3 separate regions of the Homo sapiens genome follow, and regions 1 and 3 are each linked to region 2. Evidence: read pairs that join two places in POLR2A ChIA-PET (ENCODE). Cell type or tissue: OCI-LY7. All regions are shown on one strand. Links, peaks and the distances in the headings refer to the core of each region. The heading gives the core; the rest is flanking DNA.

Region 1 (6,423 bases), core at 2,378-4,877, 54 kb before region 2:
CTACTGAATGAACCAAGTGCTTAAACAATTTTTATTCCTTATTAATAAAGATACAGGCTGGGTGTGGTGGCTCACGCCTGTAATCCCAGCACTTTGGGAAGCCGAGGCAGGTGGATCATTTGAGGTCAGGAGTTCGAGACCAGCGTAGCAAACACGGTGAAATCCTGTCTCTACCAAAAATACAAAAACTAACCAGGTGTGGTGACAGGTATCTGTAAACCCAGCTACTCGGGAGGCTGAGGCAGGAGAATCACTTGAACCTGGGAGGTGGAGGCTGCAGTGAGCCGAGATCATGCCATTGCACTCCAGCCTGGGAGACAGAGCGAGACTTTGTCTCAAATAAAAAAAAGGCCGGGCGCGGTGGCTCACGCCTGTAATCCCAACATTTTGCGAGGCCAAGGCAGGCGGATCACCTGAGATCGGGAGTTCGAGACCAGCCTGACCAACATGGAGAAACCTAGTCTCTACTAAAAATACAAAATTAGCCGGGTGTGGTGGCGCAAGCCTGTAATCCCAGCTACTCGGGAGGCTGAGGCAGGAGAATTGCTTGAACCTGGGAGGCAGAGGTTGCGGTGAGCTGAGATTGCGCCATTGCACTCTAGCCTGGGCAACAAGAGCAAAACTCTATCTCAAAAACAAAAAAACCCAGACGGTCCCCAACTTAACAATGGTTCAACTTACAATTTTTCAACTGTAGAATGGTACAAAAGTGGTATGCATTCATTCAGTAAAAAACGTATTTTGAATACCTGCACAACCATTCCGTTTTTTTGAGTATTCATAAATTACATAAGATATTCAACACATTAGTGTAAAATGGTCTTTGTGTTAGATGATTTTGCCCAACTGTAGGCTAATGTAAGCGACTGTGCTTAAGGTAGGCTACACGGGGCTAAGTTGTGTTCAGGAGGTATTTTTATCTACTTAGTTATTTTCAAACTTAAGATGGGTTTATGGAGATATGACCCCGTCGCAAAATGAGGAGCATCCTGTACATTTTTCTTTAGCTTTTTTCCTTAATATGGCTAGCTGATTATGCTAGGGGGACTCACATGTTTTTGGCCTATGTGAGGCTGAGTTCCATGTCTAAGATGTTTCTTGAAGCCTTAATTTTAGCCCACATTCTCTCTCTTTGGGACTACTGCAATAGTTTCCACTGTATTGTAATAATGTGTGTATTCTACTCCATTGTTTAATAAACTCTCTGAGGCACAGATTGTTTCAGTTATTTTAGCTCAATATCTGCATCATAGTAGGTGTTTTCAAAAATGTTTAGAAAGTGAAATAACAACAAATGCAAAATAGACTTGTTTGCTAATCATTTTAAACCCATTTTATGAGATCGTTTTCCAAGCAGCAAAATACAAAATGACAACATTTTATAGTAGATAAATGAAACTCAAATACCCCATAGTGGTGGGGTGTGACAATGGCAATAAGCAGTGTAAGATTCAGAATATTATAACTTTTATCAACAGAGGTTGAAATGTGACTGTTTTGCTAGGCCATAGTTGGCTGGCTCTATGCTTTTTCCCCCCTGCCCTCCTTTAAAAACACGTGGACACACAAAAATAGAAGTATGCTGTAACATTATTTTTCTCCCTTAACAACTTCCTCTATTGGTTTACATTTTCTATTTCCTCTGGAGTATGTTTTAGTAAGTTATACTTTCATTGAGAATTACCCATTTTCTCCAAGTTTCCAAATTTATCTGATAGAGATGAGCAAAGTATCCTAAGATTCCTTCCCCCCCCCGTATTTGTGGTTATCTCCCTAAGATCATTTTGTATATTCTTCTTTGCTTAGGATGGCCATTTTATTTTTACATACCTCCTCCCTTCCCCCACACAGCAAACCAGCTTTTGGCTTTATTATTTCTTTTCTGTATTTATTAATTTTCATTTTTGATCTGTTATTCCTTTCTGCTTTCTTTAGGTTTATTTTATTGTTCATTCTTCAACTCCTTGAGTTAGATTCTTAATTCACTTATTTTCATTCTTTCTTGCTTAATATTTGAGGTTATAAAGCTTTTTCTGAAAGACAGTACAAAGGCGCTGATATATATGCAGTATTTTCAGGTTTTCTAAATATTCTGAAATTTTGATTTCGCTCTTTGATTCAAAAATTAGTATTTTAAAGTTTTCATGTAGGAGCTTGTTTTCTGATTTTGTAATTTATTTCTGCTTTAATGCATTGAGATCAAAGAATACTGTTTATACGACTGCTTTTTTGAATTAATGAGGCATTCTTTGTTTTTAGGGTACAGAGGTCAGTATAATCTGCTTAGATCTACCTTACTATGTTTAGACCTTGTACGTTCTTAATTATTTTTGTCTACTCCATTTCTCATGGACTACTGATGTGTTTGTCTGTTTCTCCTTGTTTTTAGTTTTTCTTTATAAATGTTTATGGTGTTATTTGGTGTAGTATGATTTTCACTCTTCCACTGTTAAAGTGGCCTTCTTTCATTTCATTTAATGTGTTTTCCCTTGAGTTAAATCTTATCAGATCATGACCCTCAAATGGCTTTTTGTTTGGAGAAGGGACCTTTGGAGGACATAAGGGCTGCAGATTTCAGAAAGAATCAGCAAAAACAGTTGTGTTGTCTCTTCCTGAAGAGACATGCACCTCTGCTTCATCTTCACTGTTGTTGGAAATCTACATGATTTTATAGTTTTGAATTCTCATCTTTTTTTTAAAGTATGCTCACTTCTGTTAATCATTTTTCTTATAGCTTTGGGGTAGCTTCCAAGATGAGAACGGGAAAATGCTGAATTTACACCACAATGTTCAAACCAGAAATTTCCCTCTAGGTTTTTGATAACGTTTTCTAATTACATAGGTACCTACAAGAACACCACACCTTTTCTCCCACTACTCTACTACCCTCTTCAGGCAAGACAGCAAAAGAAACATTTTACATTACCACATAATCTAGGAAACAAAAGGAACCTCCCCTCCCCAATTTTTTTCCTGCTCTACAACATCCTCCCTAGATGTGGCCAGGTTGACAGTTTATGTAGGCATGGCTCTTTTTCTGTGTAACTGTATATAGACATACATAATGTACACATTACTTTAAAAAGTTAAAGGGAGTCATTCCAAAGTTTTTTTCAATCTAACAATGTATTGTAATTTCCCACATAATACATTTATTCATTAAATATTAAATAAGAATTTGCCGTGTACCCAGTACTATGTGGGTATTCTGGATTCATTATTAAACAAAACTTGACAAAGATGCCTTGTCTCGCAGAGCTTATAAATTGCAGCAAGGTGAGACAGACAATGGGAAATAAAATAGTAAATTACCTAGTATGAAGGTGATAAGTGCCATGGAGAAAAGAAAAAGAGTTAAGGTAGGGGAGTGGAGGGGTGGGAGGGTGGGTTTAATGCTGAATAGAATGTGGAGGCTTCATTGAGGAAATGATATTTGGGCAAAATCCTGACGGAGACAAGGGAGTATGACATGCAGATATTTGAGGGAGAAAGCATTCCAGGCAGAGGAAACAGCTAATGCAAAGCCTTTTGAGACAGAAGCATGTCTGGCATGTTTGAGATATAGCAAGAAAGTCAACATGGCTATTTTTGGGGGGGAAAAAAAAAGACTCAATTTGTTGTGTATATTGTCTGCAGTGGGATCTTTTTCAAGTGATTTTGATTCACTTTCATAAAGAATAATCACAGGTATCTAAAAATGGGATGTGCTCATTTCTGTTAAACAGAATTACAAAGCCTGTCACCAAGAGCTCAAGAGATTGGATACTCCGGGATAAACTGTAAGGTCACTTCTAAATCAGTGATCCTGTGATTTTTCCTCCTTGCCACCGGAAAGGCCAAAGCTGTAGTCTTAATAATAATATGCGCAATCTTCACCCCATCTTTTCTCTAAGTATGTGGGCATGGGAAAGAAAAGCTATGGACGCCTCTAGGGATGCAGGTAAAGGTATCAACAGCAGGATGAACTACAGGAGTTCAGACAGCCTTTCAGGTTTGGGTGATGAGGGAGGACTACAGGTAAGAATGACACGGGGCAAAGATGGAAAAGGAAAGATGATACAGTTGGATGGGGAAGAGGAGAGCCAAAAGGTGGTGTGAGTGCGTTTAACAGTGTAGTAGGTTACTTCCAACCCATGTGAAAAAGTTTAGCTGTGATGCTCACATAACTAAATCTTATGAAACTAATTTCAGTAAATGAGGTGTGATTTTTAAAAAGATTCCTTTTAAGAAGTGTATTTCCTACATGAATTCAGATTGTACTAATAGAATATTCTAGAATATCAATATTCTATATGAATAATATTCATATACAAAGTTAGCTAAAGTTCATCTTTATACTACACACACACACACACACAAACACACACACAGAGTGGGTCAGTCCAATGATGTAAAGTAGAAAGTGCATATGGTTTGCAGACAGACTTAGATTCAAACTCTGAATCTGCCTTCCTGCTGGGTGATGTTGAGAAAAAGTACTTAAGTATAAATGCTGACACCACAAGGAAAGCCAAATATAAAAGTATAAATATCTGACATAAACAATTTGAAGAGAATCTACAACAAAGATAGTCTTGTATTAAATTTAGTATGAAAATAGCATAGAGACATCCTACAATCTATTCCCAGTTTGGGCAATATTGATGAAAGTAACCAAAATGATATAATAATGAAGTTTTTCATACTGTGCATTACCTGGTTATTCCTAAATTTAGTTATTATGATCCATAGCTGATAAGAGGAAAAAAGCTTCAGTGCTTACTCAGAGCTGTGTTTGTGATCAAGAAGAAATCAATCCATAGGAATATATCCTTAATTTTTATTGTTTCGCTTACTAGTTGGACAATGAGGGTTCCAAAATTAGATACGCAAAAATACCTGACAACATATTCATACTATTCATATTCAACAGAGTATGAATGCTATTAATATTCTATTTAAAGGTAGCTTTATAGGAGGAGACAGCCTTGATATGACCACAGGTACCTACTTGACCACAAGCTTTTTGATTATCATGCCTCTGAAAAAGTGAGGTAAATGTTACTATTAGCAACAAGTAACATAATAAATGTAAAATGAATCATTTAAGTTTCTTACCTTCTTCAAGGAAACTCAAGTTCAGAAGGAGGCTGTCTTGAATTTCACCCAAAGCAAATGGGGCTCTGACAGCATTAACCATTTTTTGTTGTTGTTGAGACGGAGTTTCCCTCTTGTTGCCCAGGCTGGAGTGCAATGGCATGATCTCAGCTCACTGCAACCTCTGCCTCCCAGGTACAAGTGATTCTCCTGTCTCAGCCTCCCAAGTAGCTTAGATTACAGGCATGTGCCACCACACCCGGCTTTTTTTTTTTTTTGAGATGGAGTTTTGCTGTTGTTGCCCAGGCTGGAGTGCAATGGCACAATCTTGGCTAACTGCAGCCTCCACCTTCCAGGTTCAAGCGATTCTCCTGCCTCAGCCTCCTGAGTAGCTGGGATTATGGGCATGCGCCACCGTGCCCGGCCTAGTTTTTTTGTATTTAGTAGAGATGGGGTCTCACCATGTTAGTCAGGCTGGTCCCGAACTCCTAACCTCAGGTGATCCACCCGCCTTGGCCTCCCAAAGTGCTGGGATTATAGGTGCGCACCACCTCACCTGGCCAGAATGAGCTATTATACGACCATGATTTCTTTAATAATATGCAAAAACTATATAACGTACATTTGCATATTATAAATTATTTATATGATATTCAGAAAGTGATCCAAGGATCAAGCTAAATTTTAATCTTCTAGATGACCGCCCCCAAGGGGTAAAAATGCTAGATGAAAAACACATAGGAATTTATGGAATTGAAATCATTGCCAATATATCTTTAAAATACGCCCCAATCGACTAAGCCATTACAAAATTAGAGTTTTTAATTAATGAAATAAGTGCTGTTAAAAGGTACATAATTTTAAAGCAATCTTTACTTGCACAGTAATTGCTATGACAAGCATGTCACCTGTGAAAACTGGATGGGTAAAACAGCAACCTTCTGACAAAATGTGGCAAAGTATCCTAAGTATTTTAAGCTCCTGGAATGAATTAAGAATGAAATTTTACTTTTTTAAAAAAGATTTTACTCACGAAAATGTGTTCTAAAACTACTACCATAAAGCAAGATATTGGCAGTCCCTATAATGCCTATATTACCATAATCTAATTTTGCCTTCTTAAAAAAAAAAAAAAAAGAGAAGCAGTTAATTCAGATTCTTACCAGCCTCTTTAATAAACCAGTTTTTTATTTTTTATTTTTACCTGTAAAATAGCCACTTCATTACGGAGTTGACTTTCTTGTTTTGTGGGGAATCTCATCTTATCAATTACTTTAATAGCCACATCCCTCCCAGTCTTTCTATGTTTTCCTATTAAGAAAAAAAGAAGAGGAACGAATGAAGCAA
Region 2 (6,423 bases), core at 2,303-4,802:
GATGAAGAGCATGAATTCCCAGAGAGAGATGATTTTTGCAAATAGAAAGTTTACAATTTGTTTGAAACAAATCTGAAACATGCTTGAAAATTCATTAAAATCTACTAAAAATAAAATATAACCAATTCATACAACCCATATAAACTCTTTTGATAACACAGAAAACATACTAGCCTCATCCATCAAATCGGGATTATTAAAGATATTTAGCTAAAGTTCCTTAAGAAAACGGCACGGTACAGGGAAGGAGGGTGAATGAGAAACAACATAAAACCACCCTGAATTTTCAAATATTTTGTCGTATATTCAAAATTAATTTACCTATTTTTTAAAAGACAGAAAGCATGGTCCTATATTAAATGGCAGTTTATTTTTCAGGACGTTCAGAATCTTCCTAAACAAGATCTAAAGAGAAGGAAATGGATAAAAAAAAGAGGGGCCAGAACACAGGGTACCTAGAGATAACAAGGTATGGAGATGGGACTCAGCTGCTAGCTACTGTGTCCCAGGGGGCCTTGTGCCCTCTACCTCCTGTTTTCTCTGAAAACAAATGAGATTTCTTATGCTGCCTTGACTCTATACAGATTTTCCTGCTCTTGAGAGACAAACAGAAGAGTGATACTTTAAAGCTAAAATAAATGCATTTTATTTATGTTTTCAGACTGAGTCTCACTCTGTTGCCGTGCCAGGCTGGAGTGCAGTGGCGCTATCTCAGCTCACTGCAACCTCCGCCGCCTGCCCTGCTCCCCACGATTCTCCTGTCTCAGCCTCATGAGTAGCTTGGACTACAGGTGCCTGCCACCATGTTTGGCTAATTTTTGTATTTTTAGTAGAGATGGCGTTTCAACATGTTGGCCAGGCTGGTCTCGAACTCCTGACCTCAGGTGATCTGCCTGCCTCAGCCTCCCAAAGTGCTGGGATTACAGGCGTGAGCCACTACGCCCAGCCAAATAAATGTATTTTAAATCTGGGATATATGTTCCAATTAGCTAGACTCTGAAATTTCAGTCTTTAGCCTCAGAGGTCATTAGAACTCTTCCAAAAATGCACAGAATAAACTACTGATGGATCAGTATGTCTTAACTCACTGGTACACGTATAATTTATAGAAAAACATCAGTAACAATATTATTTACTACTGATAATAGCACACACAGTACCTTTTGATAAACTATGGAGCACACAAGATCCTTGACAGCAGATAAAGACAGTTCCTGGGCTTCAATGGTAACACTCTCCCGTGTGAGGCCAATTTGCAGTAGAAATGAAACTGTATGCACTGAGCCTCTGGAGTTGGTGAGTGATGGTGCACTGAAGCTTCCATTAGAGAGTCGGGCAGAGAGTCCCGTCTTAGGACTTGAACACGGAGAAGCAGCTGGAAGCACAGCAGGAATAGCTGTGGGTAATACAGACTTCTGGGCTGATGGAGGGGAATTATTTGCAGACATCTGCCTTTCTTTAATCTTTTAAAATAGTTGTCGATTCTTTTTCAATGGTTATGAAGAGGTTTTTAAAATAACAGCAGTAAAGAAAATGACCGCACTTTTGGATTTAGTTGAAAACTTCTTTATTTCCTCTGTTAAGCCACTCATGCCGATACTTTTAAGTTTTATCAAGGAGTTGAATGCCCCAAAGGTCCTATTTCTCTTAATATCAGTCCCATCAAAAAGCAGTCTTGTCTGTAGGAAGACAACCAGGGATTTGTAAAGGATTTAACATCACTGAGCTATCCTCAGCAGGATAGAGTTGACGTAGCTTATTTACGAATCTATTTTCCTTTCAGTCTGTACTTGTCTCTTTAATTTCAGGAAATACATATTGAATAAAAGTTGTTTTTCTGTCAAGGTGAAATCCTCTTCGTTTAAAAAACAGTAAGTGTTTTGGATTAATCTATTCAGTACTTTTCCTTTGGTTTACTAATTTGATAGGACACCTTCTCAAATGTCCACACCTTAAATCACCTTCTCAAATGTCCTCATTTTCATTCTGGGGGGATGAACTTTTCTATGACGAAATACAAAGCTTTTTAAAATAGTACAGGCATATTTCATTAGATGAATGGGTCCATCGAGAAAAGCTGATGCTTTCTGACATATAGTTAGCCTGGAAGGAAATTTTTTAAAGGTTTTTAATACTTTATATTCATTCGACATTAATTTAAAAATAAGAACATAACTTTTTTAAATGACAATTTTTGGTCATATGCTTATAATTCACTAATAAATCCTAATGGGTAGCAATTTTTGGCTAGTTAGCAAAGACTTTTTTTACTATAAGTATAATTTCAGGGAGAGGCTCGAAAAATATCCTTGGCACTCTACACTGATACCTAAAACTTAAACATTAAACATTTTTTAAAATTTACCTCATTTTTAATCAATGAAGACCAAACACTTCTATGTTACAATTACATGACTGAGTTATATCAAAAACAGAAGGGACAAAAAACAGTAAAACTGACATTTTCATAGACATACAATACATGCCACCCCACCACACAAAAGATGTACAATACTTTCCTAATACAAGAGTATTCTTTTTTTAATATTACAATACTAATTCTGCCGAAACATGACTCTTGACTTGCTTTGTTGAAACATTCCTTTCAGAAGGCTAAGGAAGCAGGAGGGGATATACTGAACAGTTAAATGATCAATAAGTGTGAAAGCTGACATACTTATCACAGGAACATAAGAGAAAGGGATCTCACCATAAGGGATTTCTCCTATCCAGGTCCTAACTAGGCCCAACAATGCTTAGCTTCCAAGATCAGACAAGATCAGGCACATTTGGGGTGGTGTGGCTGTAGACCACAAAGCATTTCTAACAGTAAGAAAGAGAACAGTAGGTATAGTTAAATATGTATCATAATTTCTAGGAAAGCACAGGTCAAAAAGTTAAAAAAAAAAAAAGGTATGACCCAACCCCTCCACATGGCTTAGGCGTGAAACAGCTCATAATTGATGGTTCTTTCTAAGTTCCATCTATATACCCATAAATAATTCCAATGAAGAGAAAGAGTAAATCATCCAATGTGGCTGCAGAGTAACTCTCTGCAGAGTAGTTAATGGGTTAAATTAGGAAGAACGTGACAGAAGGGCAAAAGCACACAACTATAGTATTAGGAATGGGAAAGCTCAGGAAAAAACTGAGACTTTAAAAAAAACTGAAGATGAAAGCTTTCATAGCTACTTTCAAGTAAATGATCATTATTCCATCTTATATAATGTACAACACTTGATAGTTTACAAATGTTTCACATACTTTACCTCATAACTCTTTGAAAGTTGACAGGGTAGAAATCATTTTTGTAGACAAGAAAATTGAAGCACAAGGCGATAACGCAACTTGCCCAGCAGCACATGGTTATTAATAGGTGGAGCGGGAATTAGAAGCCAGGTTTTGTACTTTCTTACCAGTGCTGTCTCCACAAGAACACACTATTTCTCGAAGAGAACAAGGAACTAAGAATCACTGCTCAGAGGATGTTGCTAAGGTTGAGAAATCGCACAGAAAGACAGACTGCTCAACTTGTATTTTGCTTATCTTCTCCACAGTTTTAAACTAAAACTGCAGAAAGGCATTGAGAACTGAAACCTGAGACAAATGACTAAGACTATAACAACTTTACATGAGTTTGAGTCTCTGGGTCCAGATGCAGTCCATTCCATACTACTAAAGCAATTCACAAATGTAATCACAAAGCTGACTCCTGCAATCTTGGAGAAAGAGCTCAAAAAGACAGATATAATCATGGCCTGGAGATTTGTAGAGCGGTTTCAAGTTCTGGCGGCTGGAGAAGCAGGAAAGCAAATTTCAGAAATTACAAACATAAAAAATAATGAAGCAAATGGTTTGTGAATAACTAGAGAAGAATATAATGATCACTAGAAGTCAACCACATTTACATCTTGGAAAATAATGATTATTAGGCTTCTTAGCTGGAAAAAAATAACAATAGCTTACATTTATTAAGCTCTTACTATCTGTCAGATACTGTTCTAAGCACTTTATACATATTACCTCATTAATCCTCACAGCAACTCATTATATGGTTGAGAAAACAAAGGTTTAGAGATTAAAGTACTTGCCCAAGACCACAAAATCAGCAAAGCCAGAAAAAAAAGATAGTTTATTCTGACAAAAATAGTATCCAAGATGATTGTCCATGCTACCTTTGCAAGAATGTTACTGGAGTGTGGGTTGGATGTTAGTGTAGTTAAGTTTGCTGCTCTGTGTCACCTTAGATGAGGAAAGTCTTTACGGAACTGCCTTGAAACACTGTCCTCAGCCTTATATCATTTTTCACTATTTATTAGATAATAAAGGCATAAAGAATATGCTTATAAAATCCTCAGGTTGAAGAAATCTGGGAGAAATAAACTAAAATTAAACTGAAACTTAAAGGTAAGTGTAAAGCTTTGCATTTAGTTTCCCCAAAATGTGCAATACAGAAATGGGGAAATGCTTACTTGTAAGCAGTTTATATGAGAGGTATTTATCAACGAAAAAGATTAATTCAAACTGCTAATATAATGGGTGACTAAAAGAGCTAATGCAAAGCTAATGCCCTAGGTCACTGAGAACACATCAGCATCCGTCTGTATACTCCTTGTTACTCAGCCTATATCACAATTATGTTTATATCTATGGTCAACATTTTTAGAGCCATACTGATTTAAAAAAAAAAAAATCATGCACGCAAAGGTAAAAATAATGTCATGTGATAAAAATGTGCTTAACAAAACCAAACAGAATAAGTGGTTTTCAAATACTTGAATAAGTGTTAATAGGAGAATTGATTTTATTCAGTATCACTGCAGAGGGTAGACGAAAAATGAAGATGAGAGCACTTCTTACTTAACCTCACAGGTTGCAAGGATTGAGCTACGGGGTACAAACTATCTGTAACAACACCTGGCTAACAGTAAGTGCTCAGTAAGTTTTAGCAATTTTCACAGCAATTAGTTGAAGGAATTAACAACTAAGCCTTTACTTTATGCTAAACACATAAAGTGAGATATGATACTTTATTAAATCCTTGCAACAACTCTAGGAGGTTTAACTCTATTTTCCAGAAAAGAAACAAGAATTTTAGAGAAGCTGTTGTTTGCCTGTGACTATAGCTAGTAAGTGATAGAAATGAGATTCAAACTAGTTTCCCTGACTCCAAAGCCCAAGTTCTTTCTACCACATTATTCCATATCCAACAACCTAACAATGGAACAGGTTGTCTCACGAGGTAATGAGCTCCACAACGTATCTGACTTAAGTAGTTTTTATAAGATGAACTACCAAAATAAAGTAGTAAAATATCTATGAATAAAACTGTATGCAAGTTAACGACTTTTTTTTTTTTTTTTTTTTTTTTTTGAGACAGAGACTTGCTCTGTTGCCTAGGCTGGAGTACAGTGGCGCGATCTTGACTGATTGCAGCCTCCGCCTCCCGGGTTCAAGCGATTCTTGTGCCTCAGCCGCCCCAGTAGCTGGGATTACAGGTGCACATCACCATACCTGGCTCATTTTTGGATTTTTAGTAGAGACGGGGTTTCATCATGTTGGCCAGGCTGGTCTGGAACTCCTGACCTCAAGTGATCCGCCCATCTCGGCCTCCCAAAGTGCTGGGATTACAGGCGTGAGCCACTGCACCTGGCCCAAATTAACTACTTCTACTTTGATGAATGTCTTCCCACTAAATATCATTTTATTATACCTAGTAATATTAGCCAAATAACAGTGTTTAATACAACTAATTTATCAGAACAAATTACAACTATTCATAATAAACACTACATATAAAAATGATTTTTAAAAGTCTCAGTATTAACACAAATAGAAGAAACCTAAGAGCTGTCAGATTTCTGCCCACTCTTTCCATTTTCCCTCTCCTGGTTTGGTTTATGGACCCCAGATTTACTCTGGAAGATGCAACAAGATGTTGGGTGAAAAATATTAAAACTAAATATTAAACCTAATAACTGTAACTTACATGAACCTTGATATGCTGCTTAATTTTGTCTTTACGCTTCAATTAGAAAACTGAAAGAAGAGTACATCTTATTAATTTACAAACTATATACCAATTATATATGCTTGTTTCTAACAGGGGTACGAGGCTCTAAATAATATCATCTAGTTGGCAAGCATTTCTAATATGTTTATTTAGAACTTGTCAAATATTCTTTTGGGGAGCTAGCTGTCACATATTCCATTCAAATGAGCTTACATAATCTGTCATCATTGTTACTGGAATCAAAATATAGGATATTAATGGCATCTTGAACCCAGTCTGTCCTATTTTACAGACAAGGTGAAACAAAGGCCCTGGAGGTGAGAGGACTTACTTGAGGATTATCTCACGGTAATATCACAAGTTTATCTACTTCCTCTCCCTCTCCTTCCCCTTCCCCCATGCACACATTA
Region 3 (6,423 bases), core at 1,291-3,790, 120 kb before region 2:
GGGCTAAACATAACAAGACACTGTATCTTAAGAAAAAAAAAAAAAGTGCTGGGCATGATGGTGTGCTCCTGTAGTCCCAGCTACTCGGGAGGTTGAGGTAGGAGGCTCCCCTGAGCCCCATCCCAGCTACTTGACCTTGGCTGACGTAGGAGGCTCGCTTGAGCCCAGCCCAGGGGGGTCTAGGCAGTGGTGGATTGTGACTGTGCCACTGTACTGCAGCCTGGGCAACAGGGAGAGAGATCCTGACTCAAAAAAACAAAAGGAGATCGTTCCTGGATTACCAGAAAGACCTTCAAACAAATTTCTAATCTATATGGTTCCCATCATATGGACCCTAAAGCTAGCATTAAATTGTGGCTGTGTTAATATAATGAATTTCTGTTCATATCTAATTTCAAGACATCCTTTTTTCCATCAGATTTCAGGCAAACAATGAGCAAGAAATATCCCTTCATCTTGGAAGGTATGTTTTTCCTTAAGTAAAAATAAGTATAAAACAACTTCTTCAGGTAACCTATAAATTATGTAGTAATTTCTTTACAAGGAATTTCTAACAATACTATTCACATGTATTTTAGTTCTTCTGAGACTAAATTCTCATCTATTCTAGTGAGAGGAGAATTAGGTAATGGGCTGGATTCTGAATTCTTCTAGTGGTTAAGAATGTAAACTCTGGAATCATTCATATATGAGGTGATAGAATCAAACCACAGTTTAAACCTTTGGTTTTAAAAGATCAGTTTCATCTCAGGTTTGCTAACTTCTTGGAGCTGTCTCTTTCTCTGTCAAGTAGATAAAGACTGAACAAGATGACATCATGTAGTTAGACGAAATAGTGCTCATTACAATGATCAGAGATGCCAGGACTTATATGTGAAGTCTGTAATCCTACTGTCCTCTTTTTCATTTTGTTATGTAGCAATATGGAAAAAAGAAGTTGTTTTTTTCAATACATTTAATTTTAACAATGCTTCCACATGACTTTATAAATGAGAGCTATTTTTATTTATAGTTTATTACAAATCCACTGAGAAGTCTGGAATGTATGGAATCAGAGAGCTAGATCAAAAAACATGGTTGAACAGCAAAAATTAGATGTAAGTAGAATTTTAATCTATAATTTACATTAATAACTCATTTCCTTTGTTTTTTAGTTTTTTGAGTGGTTTTAATCCTCTTCTTTTTAAAATGTTTCTTTTTCTTGATGATACTTTTTGCATCTCTGTTGTGTAGCCAGTCATCACGTTCAGCCTCCCATCTAAGCTGTTTGAGACCTTTGAGAGAAGAAGAAAAGATGAGTGTACTACCACACTGTAGACTCTTGGTGGTCCCACAGAACATGCTGCTGAGTCACAGGAACTTCTAGCCTGCCTTGGCCTGTGGTTTCCCACCCACTATACAAACCCACTGCTTGTTTGTTGCTTTTCTTCTCATATTTATTGTCAAAGATAAATGTTTCAAAAAGAAATGACTAAGGAAGGAAAAGAAACAAATGCTCTAAAGATTTTCTCTCCCCAAGCACTTTTACTGGTGAAATAAAAACCAGTAACAATCAATATGTAAAAACGGCCCACTTCCCTAAAAAAAAGTAATTTTTGTAGTCTGCAAGGTTTTTTTTTTTTTTGCTTTAGTCTAAATACTTGTTAATCTTACATGTTCTCCTGAGAGAAGAAAAAGCCATTCCTTTCAGGTTGTAAAGTACCATGAAAAGGTCTTTCAAAAATATTCCTATCAGCCAGGCATGGTGGCTCACACCAGTAATCTCAGCACTTTGGGAGGCCGAGGCAGGCGGGTCACTTGAGGTCAGGAGTTCGAGACCAGCCTGGCCAACATGGTGAAACCCTGTTTCTACTAAAAATACAAAAATTAGCTGGGCGTGGTGGTGCATGCCTGTAATCCCAGCTACTTGGGAGGCTAAGGTAGGAGAATTACTTGAACATGGGAGATGGAGGTTGCAGTGAGCCAAGATCATGCCACTGCATTCCAACCTGGGCAAGGGAGTGAGACGCTGTCTCAAAAAAAAAAAAAAAAAAAAAAAAAAAAAAAAAAAAAAAAAAAAAAAAGAATAAATAAAATAACGAAAATTTCCTATCTTCTGAAGTTCCAAGCCAAAGCTATTTTTAAAACATCAATAAAAAAATTTAAGTTACTTACTTGCATTATCTTTGTTAGCCATGGCATTCATGCCAATGTTATCAAACTTGGATCCCATATTTTCATCCAATAGATGGCCAAACTTTTAAACAAAAACGATAAATTTATTAGAAAACTAAAAATAATGTAGAATAGCTAGCTTGTTAAAACAGTACATTAGCCTTACCTCTTCAGCAGATACAAATAGGCTGGAATCATTTAAGTTTCTTTTCTTTTTTCTTGGCCCTAAAAAAAATTGTAAGTCTACATTATTCAATTATAAATCTAATGATTTTAGAAAAATGCAATGCAACATGATTTTATTTTAAAAATTATACTTGGGTAAAAACAATTGCAATAATCTTCTGGCACCATTGGGTAGCTGGCATTTAAATATAATTTAAGAGTTAGTATATAATATTTTCAAAAAGCTAACAACATCCTAATAGAACTGTTCAGATGACAAGAGTGTCTTCTTGCTTTTCAGATTTGGCCACTGATCGAAGTTTTACCCATAAGGGAAATAACATAGTATCAAGCAATAGTAAAATTATCAGTTTGACATGGATGGGTTTTGAAATACTTAAGACACAACATAAAATTTAGTTCAGGGGTCTTTAGATTGTAAAGAAATTGACTGAAAGTATGTTTATTATGCTATAAATGAAGTTGTTTATAACAGCGAAAAAGGTTCTCCTTTAAAAAAAAAACTTATCTGTAGTACTGAATATATAAACTTTTCCTGAAACAATTATTCAAACTCTGCATCTTTGATATCAATGTCTCTAGCAGTAGTAGAGCCATATTTTAAAAAGAGCTTTACTAAATACAGATCATAACATTCAGCTGTTTTAAGTGTATTAACGCATTTTGGTAAATTTACAGACTTGTTCAACCACAACCACAGTCTGATTTTAGAACATTTCCATCAACTTCAAAGATCCCTGGTGCCATTTGTAGTCCTCCAACCCATCTCCGATCTATCTTGTTTCTATGACTTGCCTTTTCTGGCTATTTCATATAAATGGGATCATATGACATGTGGTTTCCTATATCTGACTTTTTTCATTTAGCATAACGTTTTTGAGGCTCATCCATGTTGTAGTACTCCATGCCATGTTGTGGGCTACATAATATTCCATTGTATGGATATACCACATTTTGCTTATCAGTTAATGGACATTTAGGTTTTGTCTACTTTTTGGCATTAATAGTGCTGCTGTGAACAATCATGTACAAGTCTTTGTATCAGAGCCACTTTTGATAAAATAGTTTCTAAAACATTTCATCTTGATTTTTATTAAGGTGATATGTATGTTACTTAACAGCTGTATAATACACATTTGCATGCATTAGGAAGTTTTTTTTGGGTTTTATTCATCCTGTAGTGATGTATCTGTGACCTCAACGAGTAGGCACTTCTGTACTGTACTGGTTTCTTAAAGTTTCTTTTATCCCGCCCCCACCCCCAACCTCAGCCTCAAGTATGTAACACCATGCCTGGCTAATTTTTGATTTTTTTTTTTTTTTTTTTGAGACAGAGTCTCGCTTTGTCGCCAGGCTGGAGTACAGGGGCGTGATCTCGGCTCACTGCAACCTCTGCCTTCTGGGTTCAAGCGATTCTCCTGCCTCAGCCTCCCAAGTAGCTGGGCCTACAAGTGCATGCCACCACGCCAAGCTAATTTTTGTATTTTTAGTAGAGATGGGGTTTCATCATGTTGGCCAGGATGGTCTTGATCTCTTGACCTTGTGATCTACCTGCCTTGGCCTCCCAAAGTGCTGGGATTACAGGCGTGAGCCACTGCGCCCAGCCATTTTTGATTTTTTGTAGAGATGGGGTCTCATTGTGTTGCCCAGGCTGATTAAAGTTTCTATAAGGTATGTTTATTCTTAAGGATATCTACTCTAACACCTGTAAATGTAGGGTGATCAATTAGTAAATTAATAAATCTGAATCAATTAATAAATCTGTTTAAAATTCCTTGCCTCTTTTTGTTTCAGTCAATTCTGTTGGGTATTCTTTAATCTGCATCCAAAACTATTATCAATTGAGATCTGAAATCCTTTCAGGCTAATGTCTTCTGAAACAGTACTTTACTATTTGAAACAAGCTCAGAGCATCTTTTTTAACATTAAAAAATTTTTTTCTTCTCCTCAAATTCCTTTTACCAGCATCTTTTAATAAAAGGCTCAGTAGAACTTGAAGTAAAGCAACACTTTTCTGTGGGATGCTTTTGAGAAAAACTGCCTATATCTCATCTTATGCTAATACTAAAACATGATCTTAGATACTCAAGGGAAGACAAAATCTGGAAGATAACGTGTTATAATTTAAATATGTATCAGTTAAATCATAGTTATTACAGGACTAAGAAATTGACAGCAGTATTTGAAAGAGCTGATAAAATTTTGTAGGCGTGAGGCTCTGAAAGACTACTACCAATATGTAAATGAAACTTTTTGTCAGGCCTCTGAGCCCAAGCTAAGCCATCATATCCCCTGTGACCTGCACGCACACATCCAGATGGTCGGTTCCTGCCTTAACTGATGACATTCCACCACAAAAGAAGTGAAAATGGCCTGTTCCTGCCTTAACTGATGACATTATCTTGTGAAATTCCTTCTCCTGGCTCATCCTGGCTCAAAAGCTCCCCTACTGAGCACCTTGTGACCCCCACTCCTGCCAGGCAGAGAACAACCCCCTTTGACTGCAATTTTCCTTTTTTCTACCCAAATCCTATAAAATGGCCCCACCCCTATCTCCCTTCACTGACTCTCTTTTCGGACTCAGCCCGCCTGCACCCAGGTGAAATAAGCAGCCTTGTTGCTCATGCAAAGCCTGTTTGGTGGTCTCTTCATACAGACGCGCATGAAACTTTTTAAAACATTATTATTATTTAACTTTGCAGATCTATTTTTAGTCATCAGTATTTAGCAGTAAGCAGAAGCCAGAGAGGCACTGGAGGCAAAGTATGTACAGTGCTTTCTACATTTTTATCAAAAATCTTAAGACTGTCACCTGATACAGCACTTTTTTCTTTTATTAGCACCTTGTGTTACACTGTGAAGCAGAATCTTGTAAGATAATACTTTTAAAAATGTTAAAAAACAATTAGCAGAAAGAAGAGTTCGTATCATAATAAAGGAGCATGGATTATTGCAAGGGTCAAATGGCAAATAATGGTTGAGAAAAGAAAAAGATAACAGGTGTCTGAAAAATGCAAGGCTTTTATAATTGAATGGTTTAAAAATGAATGAGCAGAGATTAGCATGTGAATCTCTGGACTAGGTAAGGAAGATCTGCATTCAAATGTGAGTGGGCACCATCCAATCTGCTGGGGCCCTGGAGAGAACAAAACAAAGAGGCAAACATGTTGATCTGCTGTGCTGAGGAGGAAAATGGCGGATAAGGGGACAGGACTAACGTGCAGCTCCCACATGGATGGACAGAACAGCGTGTGGCAACGTGTTTAGTCTCCTTAAAAGGTATCCAACAAAACTAAGCTTCCTAAATGAAGGAGAGATATCTATGCTGAGAATTCACCACTACCAAGCCAGCACTATAAGAAATGCTGAAAGGAGTTCTAAATCTTTGTTTTTTGTTTCTTTTTTTGAGATGGAATCTTGCTCTGTCGCCCAGGCGGGAAGGCAGTGGTGTGATCTTGGCTCACTGCGACCTCTGCCTAATGGGTTCAAGTGATTTTTGTACCTCAGCCTCCTCAGTAGCTGGGATTATAGGGGCTTACCAACATGCCCAGCTAATTTTTGTATTTTTTGTAGAGATAGGGTTTTGCCATGTTGGCCAGGCTGGTCTTGAACTCCTGACTTCAGGTGATGCCCGCCTGGGCCTCCCGAAGTGCTGGGATTACAGGTGTGAGCCACTACACTCAGCCTAGGAATTCTAAATCTTGAAACAAAACCTTGAAGTACACCAAAATAGAGCCTTCTTAAAACCTAAATCTTACAGGGCCTATACAATAACACAATGAAAAAACAACAAAATCAAAGTATTCAAGCAACAACTAGCATGATGAATAGAATAGTACCTCACATCTCAAATACTACGTTGGATGTAAATGGCCTAAATGCTCCTCTTAAAAGATACATTTGGACCACCAACCAAGAATCTGCTGTGTTCAGGAGACTCACGTAACACATAAGGACTCACATAAACTTAAGGTAAAGGGGTGGGAAAAGATATTCCATGCAAATGGAAACCAAAAGCAAGCAGGACTAGCTATTCTTATATCAGACAAAACAGACTTTAAAGCAACAACAGTTAAAAAAGAC

The links. ChIA-PET counts read pairs that join two places held together with the same protein. Peaks named below come from ENCODE experiments on the same cell type or tissue, not always from the same donor. Only the 100,000 strongest peaks of a DNase experiment are listed, where the experiment ranks them.
Region 1: POLR2A ChIA-PET joins it to region 2 with 5 read pairs; 8 of 35 experiments call an interaction of 5 or more read pairs at or near these places.
Region 3: POLR2A ChIA-PET joins it to region 2 with 15 read pairs; 4 of 35 experiments call an interaction of 5 or more read pairs at or near these places.

The regions. Positions count from the first base shown.
Region 1 is chr2:37,261,150-37,267,572 of GRCh38, forward strand. PRKD3 (protein kinase D3) reads right to left here. Exons shown (of 19, transcript NM_005813.6): 14 at 6,281-6,387. It also overlaps a transcript of NDUFAF7 not described here. Among named protein-coding and RNA genes, the nearest start is that of NDUFAF7, 33 kb to the left of the region's middle. In OCI-LY7, for the core only: a CTCF peak has its summit at 2,875 (motif pointing left); no DNase peak of the experiment used is centred there.
Region 2 is chr2:37,315,077-37,321,499 of GRCh38, forward strand. It overlaps PRKD3 (protein kinase D3), which reads right to left. Exons shown (of 19, transcript NM_005813.6): 2 at 1,161-2,103. The coding sequence starts at 1,448. Among named protein-coding and RNA genes, the nearest start is that of PRKD3, 6.5 kb to the right of the region's middle. In OCI-LY7, for the core only: no CTCF peak of the experiment used is centred there; a DNase peak (open chromatin) is centred at 3,525; H3K4me3 peaks cover 2,365 bases; H3K27ac peaks cover 2,387 bases.
Region 3 is chr2:37,200,630-37,207,052 of GRCh38, forward strand. It overlaps CEBPZOS (CEBPZ opposite strand), which reads left to right. Exons shown (of 5, transcript NM_001322374.2): 3 at 419-463; 4 at 1,013-1,097; 5 at 1,234-4,114. The coding sequence ends at 1,095. CEBPZ (CCAAT enhancer binding protein zeta) reads right to left here. Exons shown (of 16, transcript NM_005760.3): 14 at 2,321-2,379; 15 at 2,155-2,236; 16 at 983-1,274. The coding sequence ends at 1,135. Among named protein-coding and RNA genes, the nearest start is that of CEBPZOS, 7.3 kb to the left of the region's middle. RefSeq lists enhancers at 3,973-4,776, 4,777-5,581. In OCI-LY7, for the core only: no CTCF peak of the experiment used is centred there; no DNase peak of the experiment used is centred there.